Linked DNA regions of Homo sapiens: region 2 is linked to region 1. Evidence: chromatin loops called from intact Hi-C (ENCODE). Cell type or tissue: HepG2. All regions are shown on one strand. Each heading gives the region's core, and the rest is flanking DNA. Links, peaks and the distances in the headings are about the cores only.

What was found. Hi-C counts contacts between places; a loop is a spot of excess contacts. Peaks named below come from ENCODE experiments on the same cell type or tissue, not always from the same donor. Only the 100,000 strongest peaks of a DNase experiment are listed, where the experiment ranks them.
Region 2: a loop joins it to region 1, with 2.2 times the contacts of the local background. A loop is called at or near these places in 3 of 110 quality-filtered maps.

What each region holds. Positions count from the first base shown.
Region 1 is chr14:36,204,248-36,212,585 of GRCh38, reverse strand. No RefSeq gene overlaps it. Among named protein-coding and RNA genes, the nearest start is that of PTCSC3, 32 kb to the right of the region's middle. In HepG2, for the core only: CTCF peaks have their summits at 4,835 (motif pointing left) and 7,712; DNase peaks (open chromatin) are centred at 3,695 and 4,855; H3K27me3 peaks cover 3,229 bases.
Region 2 is chr14:36,522,212-36,530,549 of GRCh38, reverse strand. It overlaps NKX2-1-AS1 (NKX2-1 antisense RNA 1), which reads right to left. Exons shown (of 2, transcript NR_103710.1): 2 at 7,534-8,338. It overlaps LOC105370453 (a long non-coding RNA gene), which reads right to left and starts at 5,861. Exons shown (of 3, transcript XR_001750715.2): 1 at 5,342-5,861. RefSeq lists enhancers at 4,746-5,684, 7,903-8,338. In HepG2, for the core only: CTCF peaks have their summits at 4,869 (motif pointing right), 5,308, 5,604 (motif pointing right) and 6,189 (motif pointing left); a DNase peak (open chromatin) is centred at 4,819; H3K27me3 peaks cover 5,929 bases.

The sequences.
Region 1 (8,338 bases), core at 325-8,324:
AATACAGTCAATTGAACTTATGATTTCTAGGCACCAATGTTAAACATCACATTTAGGAAATTTCTTATTGCCAGAATGTGCCTCATAATTTGTTTTAAGAAATCATCCCCAAGGTAAGACAAGCACAGAATATAAGCAGACAAACACTAATTTGAAGGGAAAACACTTTGAGAGAGATTGAATCAGCACTTTAGGGTATCAACATTCATTTCTTTACAATGAGGCCTATAAAATATATTATACATCAAACTGTTGTTGATCATTAAAAGATTTCCAGAATACAGAATGGTTACTTAACAATCCTTACACAGCTGTATGTTGTTTGCTTTGTAAGGTGACAACCAACTGGCCACATGTAGATTATTTTATAAGCATCCCTCTGAGGAAGTGTATCGAGATGGCAGACAAAACACATGCATCTACTCCTGGCTCCAACCCAAGAAAAGACAGATATTTTAAAATAATAAATTTAATGAGCATATTAGAAAATAAAAATTTCATCAGCAGACAAGAGATTCTAAGGAATCCTAGAAGATAGAAAATCAAAGGGGAGTGTATTGACAAGAACAAAACCAGAGGGAAACACAGCCCAGACCAGGAGCAGGAGAGAAGGAAAAAGAGTATTTATCCTACCAGATATCAAACATCATATGAAGCTCTATTTTTAAAAGCAGTGTAAACATAGTGCAGGAATAGGCAAACATACTAATGGAACAAACATAAAATCTGAAAACAGACCCCTGTATATATAGAATTTGGTATATAATAAAAGCGGTATTTCAAACCACCAGGAAGAGTGGATATTTAATGCATGGTATTGGCAAAATCAAGTAACTATTTCACAAGAATAAAGTTTGTGCTCTGTATTATGTCTCACACAAATTTCAGATGAAACAAAGCCATATGTAATCTATTAAACACTGGAATAAAATGAAAATATTTTACATTTTTATAAAGGTAAAGATTGACATATATGGTTGTGATAAAGACACCATAAATAAAGTTAAAACACACAACACAGCCTGGAAGAAAATGCTTTTAACATCTTCAGGTGAAAAATATTTGTAAAGAGTTCTTCCAAATCAATGAAATAGCAAACTCAATAGGAAAATGGATGAAGATTATAAACAAGTAAGACACAGATAAAGAAATATGAATAGCTAAAAATTACATATAAGAAGATGTGCAACCTTGTGAATAATCAGAAAGCAAATTAAAGAGTTTTTGCCATCAGACAAGAAAAAGCTGGAAGGCATGTTAATATATAGCTGTTGGGGTAGAAAATCGGATACTCCTATACAGAATTATAGAAGTGAATGGATATAATCTTTTAGGGGGAGGCAATAGTGTATATCTATCCATGGGGTAGGAAACAGGATACTCCTGTAAAGAATTATAGCAATGAATGAATGTAACCTTTTAGGGGGAGGCAATCATATATATCTATCCACATTAAAAATGTACATGTATTTTGACCCAGCAACACACTCACACACTCTGTCTCTATATATATATAGATATCTAGATAGATCTATATAGATATCTATCAATAGATATCTAGATAGATATCTATCGATAGAGAGTATATACATATATACACACATACACATATATACATATAATACGGATATATATGTGTATATATCTATTTTAGTTCAATCACTCATCTTACCATCACAATGTCCTTGAATATTCCATAGCCACTTTCTCATCTCCCACTCACTCTTTAACTTTCAGCAGTGTGGCTTATCACCTTCATCTCAGCCCAATTCTATTGAAACTCTTCTGGTGGGAATCATCAATAACTACCTAATTGTCACATGCAAAGAAATACTAGAGGTATTTGTCCTTGAAATACTTGATGTTGTGGCCCATGCCTTCTTGGATATTATTTCTTCTTTTGGAGTCTAAGGCTCTTCACTCTTGTTTTTCTTTATAACTCTGTCTACTTCGTTCACTCCTCTTTCTTTGACGGAGCCTTCGAAGCTGGTGTTCCCCAAGGATTATGGCCTGCCCTTCTCTTTCTTACTCTACATTATCTCATTAGGTGAACTCAACCTATGGCTGTTTACAGGCTCAAGATTCTAAATCAATACTTTCAGCCCAGACACCTCTACTGAACTCTAGAGACCTATGCCTCCACCAGAATATTCCACAGGCTTTCCAACAATGTCAACATGTTTCTTTCTATTCTTTGCCTTGATGAAAGCACTACCATCTACCCAGTCACCATAGATAACTAGAATCTTGGAAGCCATCTGAGACTCTGCCATCTCTCACCTCTCATATTCAATCTGCCAATATATACTATAGATTCTTTGTTATACCTCTCGTATCTGTGATATTCCCTATCTCCACTGCTAGTGCATTGATTAATGCCCTTATCATTTATTCAAAGAGTTCTTACCTGGAATTCACACACTTTAAGAGATCTGTGAACCATCTGATAGTATGTGTGAATTATGTGTGTGTATATACATATGTGATTCTAAAAAGGGATCTAAGGCCCCAAAAGGTGAAGAACATTTAGCTTTGTCTAATTGTTGATACAGTCTCCTAATTATATTCTTCCTACTTCTAGTCTCACCCTTCTGCCCTGTCCTTTATCCTGCAGCCTTGCCTTTCCAAATCATAAATCCAATCATAGTCCTCTTATTTTAAAATGCTGTAACACCATACTATTTTAAGATAAGACCCAAACTTCTTTGTAAGGCCCTCTGTGATCTGGCTCCTGCCAACTTTTATGGTTTTTTTCTCTCTCAGAGTGCAGAGACAGTGTCTTGCTGTTTTTGTCACCTCCAGCAAATAACGCAATCCTTGGCTCATAAATGATGACTGAATGACTTTAAAGGAGATACCAGTCTGGTTGTTTATCACCATCAATTTCCTTTCATATATTAAAAGATAAGAGTGGAAAGAGGGTTGGAGAGAGAAAGAGCATCTCAAATAATAGAATGTGATTAGAAATTTTGCTAAGTATAAACAGAATCTTATAAATATCAAATCCCCATTGCAAAGGCCAACACTTCTAAAATAATATGAAATAAAGTGAATGGAGAAATGTTCAACTTTTGATGTGAGCTCAATGTAGCTTTCTATTGCCTCCATTGAAATATGAATATTGTAAGATTCATGTCTCCTAACATTTGAGTAATATTAAAAGATGTGCTAGCCTAAAGTCTATGCTAGAAAGTAGAATCAAGACATCAGTGTGTGGAGTTTACAAATCAAGTAACTGAAGGTTAGAGAATAGAAAATAGGAATAAAACAACCAACTTTTATATTTAAAGTACACAAAAATGAAAGAGGTAGTTCTGATTCTGATATTTTGATATATTATAGGTAAGATAATAACTTTAACAAAATTCCTTCACATATAAATCCTAAAAACTATAGACTTCTCAAGAATGTGTCATTATGTTGCATTTGTGTGTGATCAAACATTGAAGGCAGGAGAGGAAATGGAGAGAGATGAAAGAAAATGCCATATATGTACCTGAGAGGGAAAAAGAATTTCTGAAAAATATATTGAGCTCTTGAAAAGGAAGTTTCCTACTTGCTTCAGTGAAATAACAATCTAACATAAAGAAGGCATTATCATTGCGTCATGCAAATATTGACTGACTTGGCTAATCAGGACTGTATATCAACAGCCTCTTTTTCCCTGGAGTCTGCAGTGACAGCTTTGTGTACTCTGCAGTCTCTTGTGCCTAAGCCAACAACTGATAGAGTATTAGATCAAAGCCTTGATACACAGATGCCAGGCAATTTGGTATTAAACAAGCGATAAGAGTACAAAAGAAGTCTCAATGTACTTTCACCACAATTTGAACAGCAAATAGTTAATTAGGTTGATAATAGATGTCAACATTTCATATGATGTCATGGTTCTAGAAGGTGTAACTTCTCTCACCCTGAGATGGAAAACTAAATGATTTTATTTTTTAAAAAAGCAAATTTAAATATCATTTCATTATTTATGATTTTTCTCATCTGAAGCATTTGGTTAAACATAGTTTTAATCATTTCTTCAAGGTTTTTTTAAATAAAGGGGCAGAATGTAATTTTTATCTGCATAATTTAAGTGAGGTGTTTAAAAGATGTGATCAGCCAGTAAAGGTTTGCATTCAATGCAAATAATCAAGGCCTGAATTCATTAAGGAGTATGGAGTTGTTGTTATTTCCAGATTTCTTTTTAGGTTTCTTATACGTGAGTTATAAAATATCTTGCCCACTCATTCCAAATAAACAGTGATGTCATGAAATATGAAACAGATCTTCATGACTTTTATCTAAATGAAAAGTAAAATAACCATCGACTTATTTTCAGCAACTAAATCAAATATCAGAAAAACTTGGTGCATTAAAACTTTCTATATAAACATACAAACAGGTCAAAAGTATGAAATGTTCCCAAGAATATTTCTTTAGCTAAGAAATACATAAAATTATTAGACCCTGTATCCTCCCAGGTCTCTAATATTAATTGTAAGGTAAATAATAAATGACTTACTAGTACCAAATGAAGTACTAAATTCTTGGAGCCAAATGTGTAAGTTGCATTATTTGTATGTGAGGAGCGGGGAGAAGCCAAAAAGCAAAACCTCCACAGTTAGGGGAGATGAAAATAAGTATCATAACCTAACTCCACAGTTAGGTTAGGGGAGTTGAAAATAAGTATCATAACAACTACAGACTTGATAGGATTTCACCAAATAAGTGAAGTATCACTACTTTAGTTGGAACAACCACATAGTAAATCTCTGGAATACTACTTCCCTTTTCCAGATTTTATACTAAAATCAATGTATATTAACAGTGCCATCTACTGCTCTGCAGTAACACTACAGTGTCCCAAAGTGGCCCAATGAATCCAAGGTGGTTATTTTTATTTTTACTGGGACATCATCACTGCAACTGGTCCATGGTGCTATTCTGAGGGTGCTATGAAACATGTTAAGCAATTTATGCCTGAGGTTGCAATTTTTTGAATTTTTCCAATCAGACCTTGGTGATGACCTTGAGCAGTAGGATATAAATAACTCCCACATGCTCAGCGTTCCAATAATGGAACACTAGGCATAAGGCATATAGTCATTGACTAACTGCCTTCTTTATTTTTTTTAAAAAAGCCAGATTTGCTTCCAGATAGTGATTCATGGGAGCAACAATGTAGTGAAAAAAGTATTGAAGTAAAGATCAGGAGAGCTGTGTTTTTGTTATTGTTCTATTATTTGACCCCATTTTTCTCTTTAGCCTTCATAATCCTGCCTGGCATAATGTTAACAAGATGATCCTTTAGGATTTCTTTCTTACAGAAAAAAATCCATCATGTTATCACATGGGATGTGAATTCTCTTCATCATACTTTTCAAACACTTTTCAAATTTACTAAGGTTTCTTGAGTTGAGTGCAGGAATTATTATTTAAAGTCTTTCTAACACAAAATAAAAATTATTTAGATAGAAACTAAAATATACAGGCAGTCAGTTTACTTAATCTAGAGAATTCCAATACCTGGGTAATTTCCATTTGTTTATGGTCTTGTTGACGGAGCTCAAATCCAGCGAGAATGGAAAATGTTTCCCCCATAAAATTTACATTAACTTTTTTTAACATCATGACCTATGTGCCTTTTGATGTGATGCACTGAGAAGAATGTGATCTCAATTAGTGTCATATTCCTGATAAAAAGGTATAACTGGAATCTTATGAGGAAACATCAGGCAAACTCAAATTAATAGACTTTCTACAAAAAAATTGCCCTGTAATTTTCAAAAATCTCAAAGTTGTGCAGGACAAAGGACACTAAACAGGCATGACAACTATTAAATGCAATGTGTAATCTTGGAACGAGTCTTGGAGCAGGGGAAAAATTGATATGGAAAATATTGGGACAACTGGCACAATTTAAATATGGGCTATCAGATAATAGTATTGAATCAGTATTTACTCTCCTGAATTTGATGAATACATCATGGTGATGTAAGAAAACATCATTGTACTTAGGAAATGCATTCTGAAGTACTTGGGAGTAAAGGGGCACAACGTCTACAACTCGTAAATGTTTCAAAACAAAAATTTTGTGTGTGAGTGTGGAGAGAGAGAATGTGAGCAAATCTTAACAACTGATGAATTTGAGTGAAGGTAAACAGGAGCAGTTTTGTACAATTCTTTCAACTTTTCTGTAGGTTCAAAATTATTTCAAAATGAAAAGACAAAAAATCACAGACACATTTTCTTCTATTTTAAACATAAATTTTAAAGCTGGAAGAGACTAAAGAATACTATTTAGCCCAAGTATTACACTTTATGAGGACACTTTACCCTGAAGAGATTAAGAGGACTTCTTAAGGTCATATAGGCAAAGAAAGAACTAGCTCCTGACTTCCTACCTACTATCCTTTCCAGCAAACCACACTGACTCTGTAAAAAGATAGCAACACAGGTGCCGAAGTGCCAGTTCACCAGCAAATATGTTGCCCAAATCTCCCAAGTTCCTCATAGTACAAGCAATTCATCCTCAAACACTGCCGAGCTTGCTGGGCATGAAGAGATGACAATGAGAAAGACCTAGACCTCTCCTTCGGGGAACTCAGAGACCATGGAAGAGGTCACAGTGCACACATAACCCAAACTGGGGCCTTTGATCTGATTCTGAGCCTGAAATTACATGTAAAGGGGTCAACTCTTGGGTTAACAAAACAGTTACAAGTATTTTCTATAGATAGCACGCTTTGTTGGCTTATGTCTTTTGTTACATGATAAAAGATGATAGAGTCAAACGTACAAATGCTGGGGCTCTTAGGATCCAACATTAACACCCCTTTCCAGACTTTACGTTTTCTTATACTGTATAAAGCTCATTAGAAGACAAGACGAATGAGCCTATTTTCTACATTAAAGTGCCAGCAATTACAGAGATAAAAAAGAGAGAGGGAGAAAGAAAGAGGAAAAAAATACATCAAGAAGTAAGGGAGACAGAAGCGAGTCTCTTTAATCCACATACTTTACTGTTTTATAAAACTTATTAAACAGGAAATTCTTAATTGATAAAATGTTTTTAAATGTGTAAATTTTTGTCATTCTTTCTGTCTGTGCCATAACTTACATATTTATGTTAGCTATCTCAGCCCCTAGTGAGGTCTCACTTGTCACTTTCATATTAGCTTATTCATTTAAAAGGCAATAATTGTTAAAGAAAAATGATTGTTTTTCATAATGCTCAAATGTCTGATTAATCTAGTCAAAATCCTGCCAATCAGCCAAAGTCTTGTCTATATATTTGCTTCAGTAGCGCTAACATACCAAGTCACCTAATACCAAACAATTTGAATAACATTCTACTCTTGTGATTTTTTCCTCCTGAATTGGCAAAAACTTTAATCAACTTATAAATCAAAGAATGTAAAAGTATTAGACTGGGTCAGACCTACATTTTCACCTGCCCAGGGCTCATCCTACAACCAGGAAGCTTGCAATGGTTGTGGACATGCATGTCTGTGCCCCTAAGGGTTCTCACATCCCAACTTTGTTTCTCATTCATTGAAATCTTTCCATCTATAAATATATTGAAAAGTGAATAAGAACAGAGGTGGCAGTGCTATGTAGAATTCCCAGAAGCATCAAGCTACAGCTTCTGAAGTATCTGCTTTTTGAAGGCAACTAGTAGTAGAAGAGATAATCTGTGGTCAAGAGAGTGGATGGCGCATCAGACCACCTTGTGTTGAGTCGTGGCTCTGCCATTTACTGTTTTCTATGTCTCAGTTCCTCATCTGGAAAACGGGGTAATATGGTGACCTAGATCATGAGTCTGAGGCACAGAAGCTGATGAATAAATGTCAGCTATCACTATGCAAAGTTTACTAACAACTTAGACTTTTCTTTTGCATATTTTTTACAAGGCCCTTTCACGCACATCAGTGCTTCTTAACATGCTTCTGCAGCAGATGCTTGGATTTGTTAAAATGCAGACTCCAGGGCTCCACCCCAGATTGAGTCAGAATCTGAAGAGGTAAGGCCCTGGACACAGCATTTTAACATTTTACCCAGGAGTTTGAGAACTAGAATATTTTTCATCTATATACAGTTCATTTATTTTGCTGCTTTTTAAAATTTAATTTTTAAGAAGTTTCATCGTACAAACACTTAACATGAGATTTACCCTCTTAACATATGTTTAAGTGTGCAATGCAACACTATAGGCACAATGTTGTACAGCAGATCTCTAGAACTTATCTTGCATTACTGAAACTTCATACCCATTGATTAGCAATTTCCCATTTCCTTCTCCCCACTCCCCCTGGCAACCACCATTCTGCTCTGTTTCTATGAGTTT
Region 2 (8,338 bases), core at 304-8,303, 320 kb before region 1:
GGATGAAATAAAGACAGGCAAAGCTGAAAGAATTAATCAACATCACACCAGTACTATAAGAAATGTTGAAAAGAAATTCTTTGTAAGAAAATAATACTAGATGGAAATATGAACCTACACAAAGGAGTGAAGAGCACCAGAAATAGTAACTATGTGTGAAATATAAAAGAATTTTTTTTACTATTTACATCTCTTTAAAAGATTACTGACTGTGTAAGACAAAAATAATAAACATTTATTGTGGATATATTTAGAAGTAAAATATAAGACAATAGCACAAAAACCAGAAGAGAAAATAATAAAAGTGTGCAGTTGTAAGGATCTTCTATTATACATGAGGTGGTATAGTATAATTTGAAAGTAGACTGTGATGCTAAATTAAATCTCAAAGCAACCACTAAAACAACACATGAAAATGTTTTGCTAATATGCAAAAAAGGAGATATAATGAAATTGTAGAAAACACTCAATACCCCAAAAAAAGGCATAAAAAGAGGAAAAGGAAGACATAGTTGAAGTCTCAAATAGAACACAAACAGCAAGATAGTATATTTAAACTCAACATATCAATAACCATATTAAATGAAACTGGTCTAAATAATCAGAAAAAGACTTCAGAACATGGAATATTAGCAGAGATAAAAAAGAGATCATTTCATAATGATAAAATATTGAATTCAAGAGGACATAACAATCCTAAGTGTTTATGAACCTAGTAACAGATCTTCAAAATACATGAAGCAAAAGCTGATAGAACTATAAGGAGAATAGTGAAACTCACAATTATAGATGAAGATTTCAACATGTCTCTCTCAATAAGTAGACAGAATAACAAGAAGGGCATGGAAGACTTGAATAACACTATGGAACAAGTTGACCGAATTGACATTTATACACACTCCACTCAACAACAGCAGAGCAAGCATTCCTTTCAAATGTGCATATACATCCACCAAGACAGATCATTTTCTGGGCCATTAAACAAGCCTCAATAAATTTGAAAGGATTCCTGTCATACCAAGTACCTTGATCACAACAGAATCAAATTAGCAACCAATAGCAGCAAGATCTCTAGAAAACCACCATTTAGAAATTAAAGAACATAAGTCTCTATAACTCAAGAGTCAAAGAAGGCATCAAAAGGGGAATTTGAACATGTTTTCACTGACTTGAAAATGAAACTGAAAACATAACCTATAAAAATGTGTGGGATGCAGCTAAAGTAGTGCTTAGAGGGAAATTCTGAGTAGTAAATGCCTGTTTAGAAAAGAAGAAAGGTCTCTGTGTGGACTGAATTGTGGCTTCTGGAAAGATAAGTCCACATCCTAATCACTAGAACCTTTGAATGTTACCTTATTTGGAAAAAGAGTCTTTGCAGATATAATTGAGAATCTTGAGATGAGATCACCCTGGATTATCTGAGTGGAACTTCAGTGTCATCACAGCATCTTTATAAGAGACAAAGAGAAACACATACAAAGAAGGCCATGTGGAAATGGAGACAGATTGGAGAAATGTGTCACAAGCCAATGAATGCCAAAAGCCTCCAGAAGCTGGAAGAAGCAAGGAACAGAATCTCCCCAGAGCCTCTGGAGAGAGTACAATCTGCGGACACCTTGATTTCAGACTTCTAGCTCCCATAACTGTGAGAGAATACATTCCTGATCTTTAAGCCTCTGAGTTTGTGGTAATTTGTTACAACAGCCATAGGAAGCTAGTGTAGCCTCAAATCAATGACCTCAGCTTATATGTTAAGAAACTAGAAAAAGAAGAGCAAATTAAACACAATGTTAGTAGAATAAAAGAAACAGAAATGAGACCAGAAATCATTGAAATGAAAAACAGAAAAACAATATAGAAAATCAAGCTGGGCACAGTAATTCACACGTGTAATCCCAGTGCTTTAGGAGGCTGAGGTGGGAGGATTGCTTGAGGCTAGAAGTTTGAAACCAGCCTGAACAACATAGTGAGACCCTGTCTCTACAAAAAAAAAAAATTTTAAACTGGACTGTGCATGGTTGTGTGCACCTGTAGTCCCACCATTCAGGAGGCTGGGGAAGGAGGATCTCTTGAGCCCAGTAGTTCAAGGCTGCAGGGACTTATGATCTGGTCACTGTACTCCAGTCTGGGTGACAAAGCAAGACTGCATCTCAAAAAACAAAACAAAACAAAACAAAAAAACACACAACAACTCCCTCTCACTCTCTCTCTCAGTTATACTTTAATAAAGTTGTACAAAATGAAAAAAGTGAGAAGTTTAGAGTAGCTAAAAAGTAGGTTATGAGGGGGTAGGCAGGGAGGCAGGAAGAAATTAGTTTGGAGAGATAGGTTGGACTATGTCCTGTGGACAGGATTGTGGACTAGACTGGGAGAGCCTAGGGTAGGAATAAGAACTAGACAATTAGGTATTAGATGATGGATGGCCTCGGTTGAGGCAGTGAATGGAGAGAACTGGTGAGGAAGAAGTGGGGCTGGATTTGGGAAACATCTAAGATGTGGAATGGAAATGACTTTATGACCAGTTGGATGAGGGAGAGGAAAAGGTTGATATCGAGGTATTTGGCTTCTGAGCAGGCATTGAATTGTGTTCCCCTAAAATTCAGATGTTGAAGTCCTAACCCCCCCTCCCCCAGTGTTACTCTATCTGGAGATAGGATCTTTAGAAGGTATCTTAGTCCATTTGTGCTGATATAACAGAGTAGCTGAAACTGAGTAGTTTAAAAACGACAGAAATTTATTTCTCACAGTTCTGGAGGCTCGGAAGTCCAAGGTCAAGACGCTGGTACCTGGTAAGGGCCTTGTAGGGAGGAACACTGTGTCCTCACATGGGAGAAGAGCAAGACTGCAAGCTAGCCAAATGTTTCGTGAAGCCTCTTTTATAAGATCCTTAATCTCATTAAGGAAGGAGGATCCCTCATGACCTAATCACATCTTAAAGGCTGCACCTCTTAATACTATCGCATTGGCAACACTGGAATTTTGGATGGCACACATGCAAACCCTAGCAGAAGGTTATTAAGGTTAAAAGAAGTCATAAGGGTGGGGCTCTAATCTATTAGGACTGTGGCTTATATAGAAAAAGATCTCTCTTTGCTATGCAAAGACATATGGAGAAGGCGTCTCTCTGCAAGCCAGTTAAGAGTGCCCTCACCAGCAAATAAATCCTGCTAGGCTTTGATATTGGACGTTGCAGCCTCCAGAACTGTAAGAAAACCAATTTTCATTGTGTAAGCCACCCGGTCTGTGGTGTTTTGTTATGGCAGACAGAACTGACTAGCACAGGAGCTTGGTGAAGGAGTGGGGTGGCAGGAATTGGGAGATGTTCATGCCATTCACCTAGATCAAGAACACAGGACAAGAAGCAAATTGGGACAGTGTAAGTTCAGATTTGGATATGTTGTTTGGCAGAAATTCACATAAGGAGGTAAACAACTGAAAATATAGATTGGAAGCTCTGAAGAGAGGTTGGCTAGAGGTATGGATTTAGGAGCCATCAGCAACAGGTGGCAGCTGAAGCCACGGGGATGGGTATACAGTGCAGGATGGGAATTCAACCCTAGTCTCTGAGAAGAAATGTCCAGAGATGGAGGAAGAGAACCATGATAGAGTGGTGACTCTGCAGCCAATGAGAGAATTTTAGAAAGGGGTGATTAACATTATCAAATGCCTCAGAGCACTGGGCACATTTCTAGGAACATGTCTAAGTGTTTTTGAGATGGCTGTTAAAATCAAGGAGCTGGACGGGCACGATGGCTCATGCCCGTAATTCCAGCACTTTGGGAGACCGAGCAGGGAGGATTGCTTGAGCCTAGGAGTTTGAGGTGGCAGTGAGCTATGATTACACCGCTATACTCTGGCCTGGGCAACAGAGAGAGACCCTGTCTTGGGGGGAAAAAACAAAACAACAAAAAACAGAAAATAAGGAGCTTACGGTCTGCCTAAAAAGAACACAAACACATGGCAATTAGGAAATCACTCAATTAAGAAATTGCTTATCAATGTAACAGAAAAGTGTAATAGAGATTCATCCATTTATTCTGCACACATATATTGAGCTCCCACTATGTGTCAGGCATTTAGTTGTCAGAAGAGGCAATTGGATTTTTAAAGAGAAGGATATGACTTAGTTGTGGGGCTGGAAAGAATGATTTTTCTGGCTAAGTGAAAAAGAATAGCAGAGTAACATGGGCATATTGGCTGGGATGGGTTTGGGAGGGTGGAGAGGATCTGGTTTTGACCAGAGTCCAAAGAAGGGGGAATAATTTGGGGGAAAGCCTGCCTGAGTGAGTTGGTACCGTAGATTGGAGAGCTGGAAGGCACCCATCGAGTGTAGCTAGTCCCAGAAGTTTTCCTACTCCAATATTTTCTAAAGGTTATGCTCCTACTGCTGCAACACAAGGCAGAACCCCCTTGTGTCAGGCTGTCAAGCTAATAGGGCCACTGCCTCCTCCAGAAAGGACATGCAGAAAGTGCAAGCTACTCCATTGGTCACCAAATATGCCTCCAAATGCCCTCTGACTTGGACAGGACATTCGCATAACAAAATTCCGAAGCAAAGCATAATTAAAAGAGGGTTTTAGGTACAAGAGCAGCTTCCAAGCCCTGATCTACACCTGGGCTCTTTCAAATAGCAGGTGCAAGGAGACTGGGTGATTCAAAGAGTCAATCATAACTTATATTGGCTTTGGGTGGACCGATAGACAGCCTGACGTATGGTCGGGCGGACAGTTAGAATGAGCGAATGCGTGGATGATGTACTACCAGTCTCCGACCACCACCAGTTTTCCCTAGCCGGAAACTAGTAGCAAAGCTTCCCCGAGACCGCTCTAAAGCTGCAGTTCTCCAGACGGCCGCCGGAAGAGGGCGCTGCGGATCGCCTCGGTCTGCAACCTTCAGACCCCAAGTCCTAGGCAGCGAGGGAGAATTCAGCCTCCCTCAAGTCCCAGAAAACATTGGGCCTCGGAGATTCCCCCTCCACCCTTCCCTCACACCCACCCCAATGGCCTGGGGTCGATACTGCGGCCACCGGAAACTGCCTGGGACAAGTGTTGGGGATGTGGGGGAGACGGGCTGTGGTGGGAGGTTGGAGAGGAGGAAAGGAGCGGAGGAGGGAACCCCAGCGCTGCTGGCAAGCCCGCGGGAAACTCGAACACCCAAGGCCCACGGGCTCCCACTGTTGGGACTGAGATTTGTTGGGGAACAGAGGGCAGAAAGAGCTATAGGTTTCGACTACCTAAAGCTGAATGAGGCTGCACAGGTCCTGGGGCGAAAACAGCCGCGCCGCCACAAGGATGCTTCGGGAATCTGTCCTTTAATTATCAGGAGCAGCTGCGAAACTTACCTTAGCGCAGCACGAACCCTAGAGCGCCCCCGAGGGTGTCCCTGCCCCTTCCGACGGGGGCGTCTGGCGGATTCGCGGCGTAGCACGGCAGCGCGGGCCTCACAGGGTCGGCTGACCGCTTCAGGCCCGTGCTCCTACCTCCCGTCTCCGTCTTGGTTTCCTCGCAATTCAAAGGGAGCTGCTGAGCTCCCGCTGTTCTCTGCTTTGTAACCCGCTCCCTCAGGTTCCCTCCTACCCCAGGCCCCTTCCCGCCAGAGGGCGCCCCTGGAGTCGGTGGAGAAGGTAGGGGCTCTAAATACAAAAATTCAAGACGAGTTGAATCTTGGCTTGAACTGCGTGACAGGAAAATAGGCAAGTTTGGAGACCACAGGTGTTAACTTCTAGTGGGGCTTGACCCGACAGAGGAGCAGATTCTTCAACACCAAAGGCCTAAGGGCCGGACTCTCTTCGCGGACTCTGGCCCTCATAGACGCGCCCTCGCCTCCCATACCCTCCGTAGAGCATGCCTGTGAGGGAAAGGGAGAAGCAGAAGCCGCGCTCGGATGACTTGGCGCCCCACCCCCCAGCCTGCCCACAGGCCACGAATTGAGAAAAGCTTTCCCAAAAGGAAAGTCCTCTCAAAGGCCCTAGACGGTCAAATCGGGAAAGGGAGCAGTAGAGGGATCCTTCCTCCCGCTGCGTCTGTGAAAGCCGCCTGTCTGCACGCCCCGGGCTCCCGCGGTCCCTCCCGAGGATTTCGGTTCTGGTGCCTGAGAAAGCAGCGCAGAGGGGGCCCTGCGAGACCCCTCCAGAGAAATCATCCCCCGGAGGCATTCCTCGGATCTTGGGGTTGCGGAGCAGCGCCCCCCAGCGCCCAGTTACACTCCTGCCTTCCGCTCCCTGCGCCTGGTTGCCTCGATGGCACTCGCGAGCCCAGCTCAGCCCGGCTTAGAAGCCTGTGCCTAGCTGTGGGAGACTGCGGGAGCAACTGAGGGGCCCAAGTGTTTCTTGTTGAAGGTCAGAGGCCTAGAGTCACAGTTTCTCTAAATCCAAAATACAGAATCAGAAGGAATAACTCCTTCTATTAGCGACTTTTGTGATCTACAAACTCAGGCACATGATCTCATCCTGAATTGTTTGGATCCCTAGCACAAACCAAGCCAGTACACAGGGCAGGTTGTGACCATTTTTTACAGCTCAGGAAACAGGTGCTCGGAGGCTGTGTTTCCTCAGCGTTTCTCGAGGCACTGGGGGGTTCAAAGATAGATAAAACAGGGGCTCACCCTCAAGGAGGGAAGCCAGAAAACACACACTGGTTTACTCTGGCTGTGATGGGAGTGACTCCAGGGTGTGGCGGGAGCCCACAAGAGCGGTACTGCACAGCTGGAAAAAGGCAAAGCCAGGGTTCAAACCTAGGACGGACTTCCACTCAAGGACTCCTCTCACGACCTTGGAATGCTGAGAGATCAAGAAATGGTGCAAAAACCCACACACGAATCTCCATTACAACCCTCTCTATCTCACTGGATCCTAGAGTAACATCTGTCAGAAAGTAACTACATATTATTTGGGTGATTTATTGTGAATGTGTAAGTTCCGTGTGAGTAGGAGCTGCATCTAGATTAAGTTTGAATTTTCAGGCCTTGCGTAGTCCCTGGCACAGAGCCCTAGCTGAATAAATACTGTCGAGTGAATCAAAAATTGCGATAAAACTTGGAGCAAAATAACACTACCAGGAGACAGAGTGGCTCAGCGCCCTAAACAGGTGTGGAGGACCACAAAGGGAGTTAGAAAAAGCAGTTGGGGGGTGGGGCGGTGAGACAGGTGGTTCCTCCTCACAGTTCCACCTGGTCCAAGCTACAGACCCCAAATTAGCCTTCTTTTGTATGAGCCCTCTGTTCTTGTCTCGCAAAGTGACACTGGAGGGAGAGAAAGGAGTTTCCCTGCGGCCACGCTGGTGTAAGCAAAGGCTGATGGCGATTCCGCGCATCTAGGGCCGAGCCTGGGCCTGCGCCCCCTCGGATTCCTGGCGGAGCCGCAGCCAGCGAAGCAGAGCGTGGTCGGAATAGAGGCAGCGACCGTGTGAGGTCGCGCCAGGGAAAGCTCCGCGAGGGGCCAGCGTTGGGCCCTGCCCTGCCCTGACCGCTCCCCACTGTGCCCACTCCACCCGGGAGCAAGCTAGTTGCGGGATAAAGGAATACGCGCAGACTTCGCAAAGTGCAATCGGGGTTCTTCGTATTCATGGAAAAAAAAATCACTGGTTTAGCCCGGGTCTGCCCTATTTAGGATGAGTCCAGGAGGCGGCGGAAAGAAAGGACGCTCTTCGGTCAGAGGGAGGTGTTTCGGGCCATGGGAGGGACTCTGGAGGCCTTTGCTTGGATAAGCTTGGAGATACAGATGTCCTTCTCTTCCCTACAAGGTGCGTTAGTCTCCGGGCTTATTTTCGGCAGTGCAGTGGTACTGGGGAAGAAGGCAGAGCCGCGTGTTGAGAAGGGGCTAGGGTAGTAGAGGCGCTGGAGCCTGGGCGGCAGGGCGCTGCAAAGGCCCAGGCGAGGTGGATAGAGAGCTTGCTGGTGCGCGCGAGAAGCACGCCTGCAGGCAGAGGTTGAAGCGCCGTCCCAGTTGTGTCCCAGAGTGAAGCGGGAGTCTTTGCCCGCCCCAGCCACTTCGAGCTCCACTCCAGTTCAGCTCCCAGAGTCGCCACTTGCTGCGCGGTTGTTGGGGAGGGGGTTCCTGGTCCAGAACGAGACGTGGGGGGCTGGGGGTTTCCTCGAGAACTGCAGGCCTGGTTGCCCCCGGACTGTCAGAGCCGGAGGCCGGGGAGCTGCCAGCCACGTGCGCCTGTGGCCTGCTGAGAGGTTGAAAAGCTGCCAAGGGACGAAGGCCGAGAAGACAGGACCTAGGGGCTGTGGAAGATTCACCCAACTCTTCCTTTTACTCAGGTCTTGGGACCTAAGAGGGGGTGGGGATAGTCATGATAATAACTACCGCAATCTCCAGTGCTGGCACTGAGCTGAA